Regions from separate parts of the Homo sapiens genome. Here region 1 is linked to region 2. A link is an interaction called in ENCODE POLR2A ChIA-PET data of the cell type or tissue named here. Cell type or tissue: PC-9. All regions are shown on one strand. Each heading gives the region's core, and the rest is flanking DNA. Links, peaks and the distances in the headings are about the cores only. Region 1 overlaps LINC01787 (long intergenic non-protein coding RNA 1787). Region 2 overlaps SLC44A3-AS1 (SLC44A3 antisense RNA 1).

Region 1 (2,913 bases), core at 271-2,770, 1.7 Mb before region 2:
TTCTTTTATCTTTTCTTCTTGAAGTTCTATAGCTTTCGGTTTAACATTTAGGTATATTATTCATTTTGAGTTACTTTTTCAATATTGTGGATAGGAGTACTTACTTGGTATATGGATATCCAATTGTTCTGGCACCATTTTTTGAAAAGACTATTCTCCAATGAAAATTGTTTTACACCTTGATTAAAAATCAATTCCTCATGTATCGATCTATTTCTTGACCCTCCATTCTTTTCCATTGTTCGATTAACCTTTGTGTCAATATCATGCTGTCTTGATTACTACATTTTTATAGTAAGTCTTGATATTGCAATGTCCCTTCTCACTTTGGCGAATCTCTGAAATTCTCTTACTTGATAATGCTTGCTTCCACTTGGCTGACTCTGGTCCAAAGGTGGGATGATTGCAACTCACAATTTTTTAAGGTTCTGATATCAGAATGATAGACCAGAGAATCAACAGCCCTTAGATAGCAATATTTCTCAAAGTGTGGCCTGTGGACCACTCACATCAGACATAACTTTGAAGTTTGTGTGTATGATATTACCATTTACATTCCTGTGTGTTTATGCCTGATCTATTTTTTTGTTGTTGTTGTTGAGATGGAGTCTCACTCTGTCGCCCAGGCTGGAGTGCAGTGGGGCGATCTCGGCTCACTGCAAGCTTCGCCTCCCGGGTTCACGCCATTCTCCTGCCTCAGCCTCCCGAGTAGCTGGGACTACAGGCGCCCACCACCACGCCTGGTTAATTTTTTGTATTTTTAGTAGAGACGGGGTTTCACCGTGTTAGCCAGGTTGGTCTCGATCTCTTGACCTTGTGATCCACTCGCCTCGGCATCCCAAAGTGCTGATCTATTAAATCAGAATCTTTAGGTAGGGGGCTCATGAATCTTCACATTTAGTAAGTTTACTGAGTGATTCTTATGGACATAAAAGTTGAAGAATTGCCTATGCTGGAAAAAAAAAACCCTTCCTTGTGTATTTTTCACATTTGTTACACAGATGAGTAAAACAGTAAAATGGATGTATTTAGTTAGGTGGAAATAAAGAAAATGCTTTAATTTACCTGTTCATTTATTTACTCACTCACTTTTTTGTTCAAACGTGACGAAAGATAAAGTATAAAATGTAAAATGTAAAAATGCAGGCCGGGCGCGGTGGCTTACGCCTGTAATCCCAGCACTTTGGGAGGCCAAGGCGGGTGGATCACAAGGTCAGGAGATCAAGACTATCCTGGCTAACAAGGCGAAACCCCATCTCCACTAAAAATACAAAAAATTAGCCGGGCGTTGGTGGCGGGCGCCTGTAGTCCCAGCTACTCGGGAGGCTGAGGCAGGAGAATGGTGTGAACCCGGGAGGTGGAGCTTGCAGTGAGCCAAGATCGCGCCACTGCGCTACAGCCTGGGTGACAGAGCAAGACTCCTTCTCAAAAAAAAAAGAAAAAAAAATGCAAAAACACAACTTGAAGAATTCATGGAATCTATTTTCAAAGACAGGATATGTTTCTCAAGTATTATTTATGCCTGTCAGATGATGACTCAATGCTCCCTGCAATCAGGAAACAGAGGAACACTGCGCTGGAAGAACTGCCCACAGGCATCCCCACTCCCAGGCTTTTTGCAGATTTCTTTTAAACAATCCCAGACTAAAACAAAACTAACTTATCCTTAAACCTCTTTAGGATGGGAAATTTTATAGCCTCCTTCAAACATTAGTTCTAGTGCGAATAATACCACTTCCTTCAATACAAGTTCCTGAGTTAAAACAGATAAAGATTCTTTATCATGGAAAATGCAAGGAAGTGGGGGGTGGGGGGGGGGGGTGCTGTACAGCCCATCCTGCCCTGAGAAATATGAGAATTATTAAGAGGCTGATCAAGCTGGTTCACTTTGTTTTTACTTTGGTCTCCTTCAGTGGTATGTCCACATCAGTATCATAATGTTTTCTTTGGTTCCCTATAACTCCCAATCCCTGCTAAGGATATGTTCTTGAAAACTCATTCACATCAATGGCAAATGATAGATAAATGCACAATATCTTACACTGTAGAACTGAAGTGTGGTACTTCAGATACTGTTAGTGGCAGTGAATCTGCATGGGTCTGCAATCACCTCAATTCTTGCCTCCTCAGAAGAAAGAATTTGACCAAGGGCCATAAGACAGAGTGAGAGATGGAGGCAAGTTTTAGAGCAGAAGTGAAGGTTTATTAAAAAGCTTTAGAACAGGAATGTGTGAAAGGAAAATGAATCTTGGGGCCCCCCAAATCACTAAGCTAAAGGGAAAAGTCAAGCTGGGAACTGCTTAGAGCCAACCTGCCTCCCGTTCTATTCAAAGTCACCCCTCTACTCACTGAGATAAATGCATATCTGATTGCCTCCTTTGGAAAGGCTAATCAGAAACTCAAAAGAATACAATTTTCTCTTATCTACCTATGACCTGGAAGCCCCCTCCCGCTTCAAGTAGTCCCGCCTTTGCGTTGAATTGTCCCGCTTTTTCTGGATAGAACCAATATTCATCTTATATATGTGGATTGATGTCTCATGTCTCCCTAAAATGTATAAAAACCAAACTGTGTTCTGACCCGCTTGGGCACATGTTGTCAGGACCTCCTGAGGCTGTGTAACGGGCGCACACCCTCAACCTTGGCAAAATAAACTTTCTAAATTAACTGAGACCTGTCTCAGATACTTGGGGGTTCACAAATGAAAGGAAGTAAAGTGCACTTCGAAGAGGGCCAAGCAGGCAACTTGAAAGATCAAGTGCACAGGTTGACTTTCCCTTAGGGTTTGGCATGCTTCAGGGGTCTTGTGTTACTTCTTCCGATTCTTCCCTTGGGATGGGCTGTCCTCATGCACAGTGGCCTGCTAGTGCTTGTTGTGGGGGCATATGCACAGGCATTTACTGGAGTTGTATG
Region 2 (2,913 bases), core at 120-2,619:
GGCCTATACACTTGACTTCCACTAAAAAAGCCACTCGTACTCAATGTGAATGCCTGTAAAGCAGACTGTCCTGAAGGGGTTAGGAAGCTGTGGAGATAGTTACATCAGAACAGAGCAAATGACTTTGGAATCTGAAGCAGACCTCCTTGTTCTTAGCAGTTTTTTGGCCTCTCAACCACGTGGCTTGCCATCTTTCTTCTTTCTCCATCACCCTCCCAATAAATCTTTTCTGTTCAAGTTCCATTGAATTCTAATTCAGAAAAGTTTAATTATCTTCTAATGAGCTTGTCTTCAGCTAAGTCATGATTCAGGGTCTCACCTTCTAACCCCAGATGTTTATCAGGGTCTTTTCTTTAACAAAGACAGTCCTCTCTGAGAAGAGGGTTATAATTTTTTTCACTCCATTAAGCCTGAATGAAGGTTGACTACAGAAGAGAAAGGATGCTGCTTTTCTTTGCTGACCTGGGAGAAGATAGACTTTTTTAGCCCCTGTGAAATCTGTGAAGGTGGTTCAAGAAGCAAAGATTGAAGGATGAGGTCTTCACCCTTCCTCTACCTGGAGAAGTTTTCCTTGTGCTGGTGAGAGAAGACATGTGCTTACTTTATCTTCTCCAAAGAGCAGGGAATGACTTTGAACTTGAGGTGGGTGCTTTTTCCAGAGCAGATGTTAATCAAAGCAGCCAACCCTAGTTCTGGAAGTCATCCTTGACAAGGCATTTCTTTTAGTAAAATTCAAACAAAATTTAAACCTTCACTAAGAAAAGGAAACGGAGTGGTTCAGAGTTATTGCTATGACTAGTGTCTTGCTAAGCTACCCTAGAAAAAGGGAAATGGACCACCTGTCCCCTCCATTCTTTGCCCACTCTAGGAAATACACAAAAGAATAGAAAGGACTTAACAGTTGTTTACTGGCCAGTCTCTGTACTGAATACTTTGGATATATGATCAATCTAATCTTCCGAGAGAAGAATCTTCAAAATTTCTCCAAGACATTTGTCCCCATTATATGTGTGAAAGGAAAATAAAAACTCAGGATCTCAATTCACTATGCCAAAGGAAAAAAAATTAAGCTAAAAGCTGAGTCATGCAAGAAGCTGCCTTTCTTTTTGTTTCTGAGCAGATAGCTGCAGATAAGAGGTTAAATATCTCCACAGGCAGTTAGTCTATGTTCACTTTATCTTATGAAAAGTGCCAATTTACTGAGCACAAGATGAATACATAATTGACTATTCCTCTACCTGCTCCTTTTCTCTTGCAATATAGGGATTACCATACCCTTCCTCTTTCCCCTCCAGTCCACTTTTTCCCTTTAAATATTGATGTCCTCAAAATCACCTTTGGAGAAAGGCACAGACCACAGACTATTTCTGTGGCTCTGTCTTTATTTATTCTGGGCATGTCCTTAACCTTGACAAAATAAACTTCTAAATTGATTGAGACCTGTCTCAGATATTTTTTGGCTTACAAATTGGCGGCTGACGGAAGGGACTCTGAGAGGAGGTGCCCCTGACCTTTGACAAATCTCTTACCAGTACTTGGTTCCAGCCTAGGTTATCTTTGTTGCTCAAAGATAAGACAATTTTCTGAGGTCTGGGAGCAACTCCCTCTGGAGAATCCCTGATCACCCCAAATTTGGTTGAGATCTAAGGTTTATTTTGAAGTACAACTCCTTTTCTGGAGTTTTACTCACTTCCAACAAAAAAGGCGAGTTTTCCTGTTTCCATGACAATGGATGGCAGGCAACTCCTTTCTGGAGTTTCAGCTTGTATCCAACAGGGAAGGTGAGTTTGAGTATTTTACTGCTTCTAAAATGGTAGAGAGGAGTATTGAGCCTGGGCGCCACTCCTAGGTAAGTAGCTGAATTGGAGTTTTGTCTTGAAAATCCTGCTTAATGACTAAGAGTTAAGATTGACAACCAGCTGATCTTAATTTCCTTTTAACACTAAAGTGCTCAGTAATCGCATTGGTTTTGTTGTTGTTGTTGTTGTTTTGTTGTTTCCTTATTATTTTAGTCTTTCTCACATTGGATTCGACCAACTCTACCTTATTTGGTCAAATCCAAATGAGAATTTCAAGTTATGGTGAACAATGTTTTTGAATTGGCTAAAACTCCTCACAGCTGCAAAAAAGAAGAAAGAATCATACGCTTGGTTTCGTTAGCAGCAGCAAATCTATATGAGTATGCAGCAACTTGATTCTTGCCTCCTCAGAGGAAAGAATTCGTCTGAGGGGCATAAGGCAGAATGAGAGACCACGGCAAGTTATAAAGCAAGAGTGAAAGTTTATTAAAAAGTATTAGAGCAGGAATGAAAGGAAGTAAAGTACGCTTGGAAGAGGGCCAAGAGGACAACTTGAGAGATCCAAATGTAAACTTGGGTTTTTTTATGTTGGCATGCTTCCGGGCTCTTGTGTCTCTTCTGCCCTGATTCTTCCTTTGGGATGGGACGTCCACATGTGCAGCGGCCTCCCAGAACTTGGGAGGGGCCCCAGCCACAGTGTGTTTGCTGAATTTTTGCGCATGCTCACTTGAGGCGTTGTTCTCTTACCAGTAGAGTGTTCCTAGAGGAAGGTCATATCCCAGCTAAACTGCCATTTTGCCTCTTAGCATGCGCATGCTTGACTCCACTCACCCAGCTCCTGAGATCTTATTGACAGCAGCTGATCACCAGCTTCAGGTGTTTTCTATCTATTGGGAGACCACCTTTCCCTGCTGCTGGCTTTGACCAATTGTTTTGGACAGACAGTTTAATAACTGCCTGACCATCACTTGACAGTCTCCTGGCAGTCCTGGTTGAGGGGTAGGGCACTGCCCTGCCTTGCTTATGTCTGCCTAACTACCTACTCAAACAGGTTCTCTGTTCACTTCCTTTCTTAAAAGATTGTTCTTTTGTTTACTTTTCTTCCATTCTATTC

What was found. Peaks named below come from ENCODE experiments on the same cell type or tissue, not always from the same donor. Only the 100,000 strongest peaks of a DNase experiment are listed, where the experiment ranks them.
Region 1: POLR2A ChIA-PET joins it to region 2 with 5 read pairs; 1 of 35 experiments calls an interaction of 5 or more read pairs at or near these places.

Annotation. Positions count from the first base shown.
Region 1 is chr1:96,369,624-96,372,536 of GRCh38, reverse strand. All of the region lies in intron 1 of LINC01787 (long intergenic non-protein coding RNA 1787), which reads left to right. Among named protein-coding and RNA genes, the nearest start is that of LINC01787, 3.0 kb to the left of the region's middle. In PC-9, for the core only: no CTCF peak of the experiment used is centred there; a DNase peak (open chromatin) is centred at 1,546; H3K27ac peaks cover 676 bases.
Region 2 is chr1:94,667,594-94,670,506 of GRCh38, reverse strand. All of the region lies in intron 3 of SLC44A3-AS1 (SLC44A3 antisense RNA 1), which reads left to right. Among named protein-coding and RNA genes, the nearest start is that of MIR378G, 77 kb to the left of the region's middle. RefSeq lists an enhancer at 1,571-2,328. In PC-9, for the core only: no CTCF peak of the experiment used is centred there; no DNase peak of the experiment used is centred there; H3K27ac peaks cover 1,348 bases.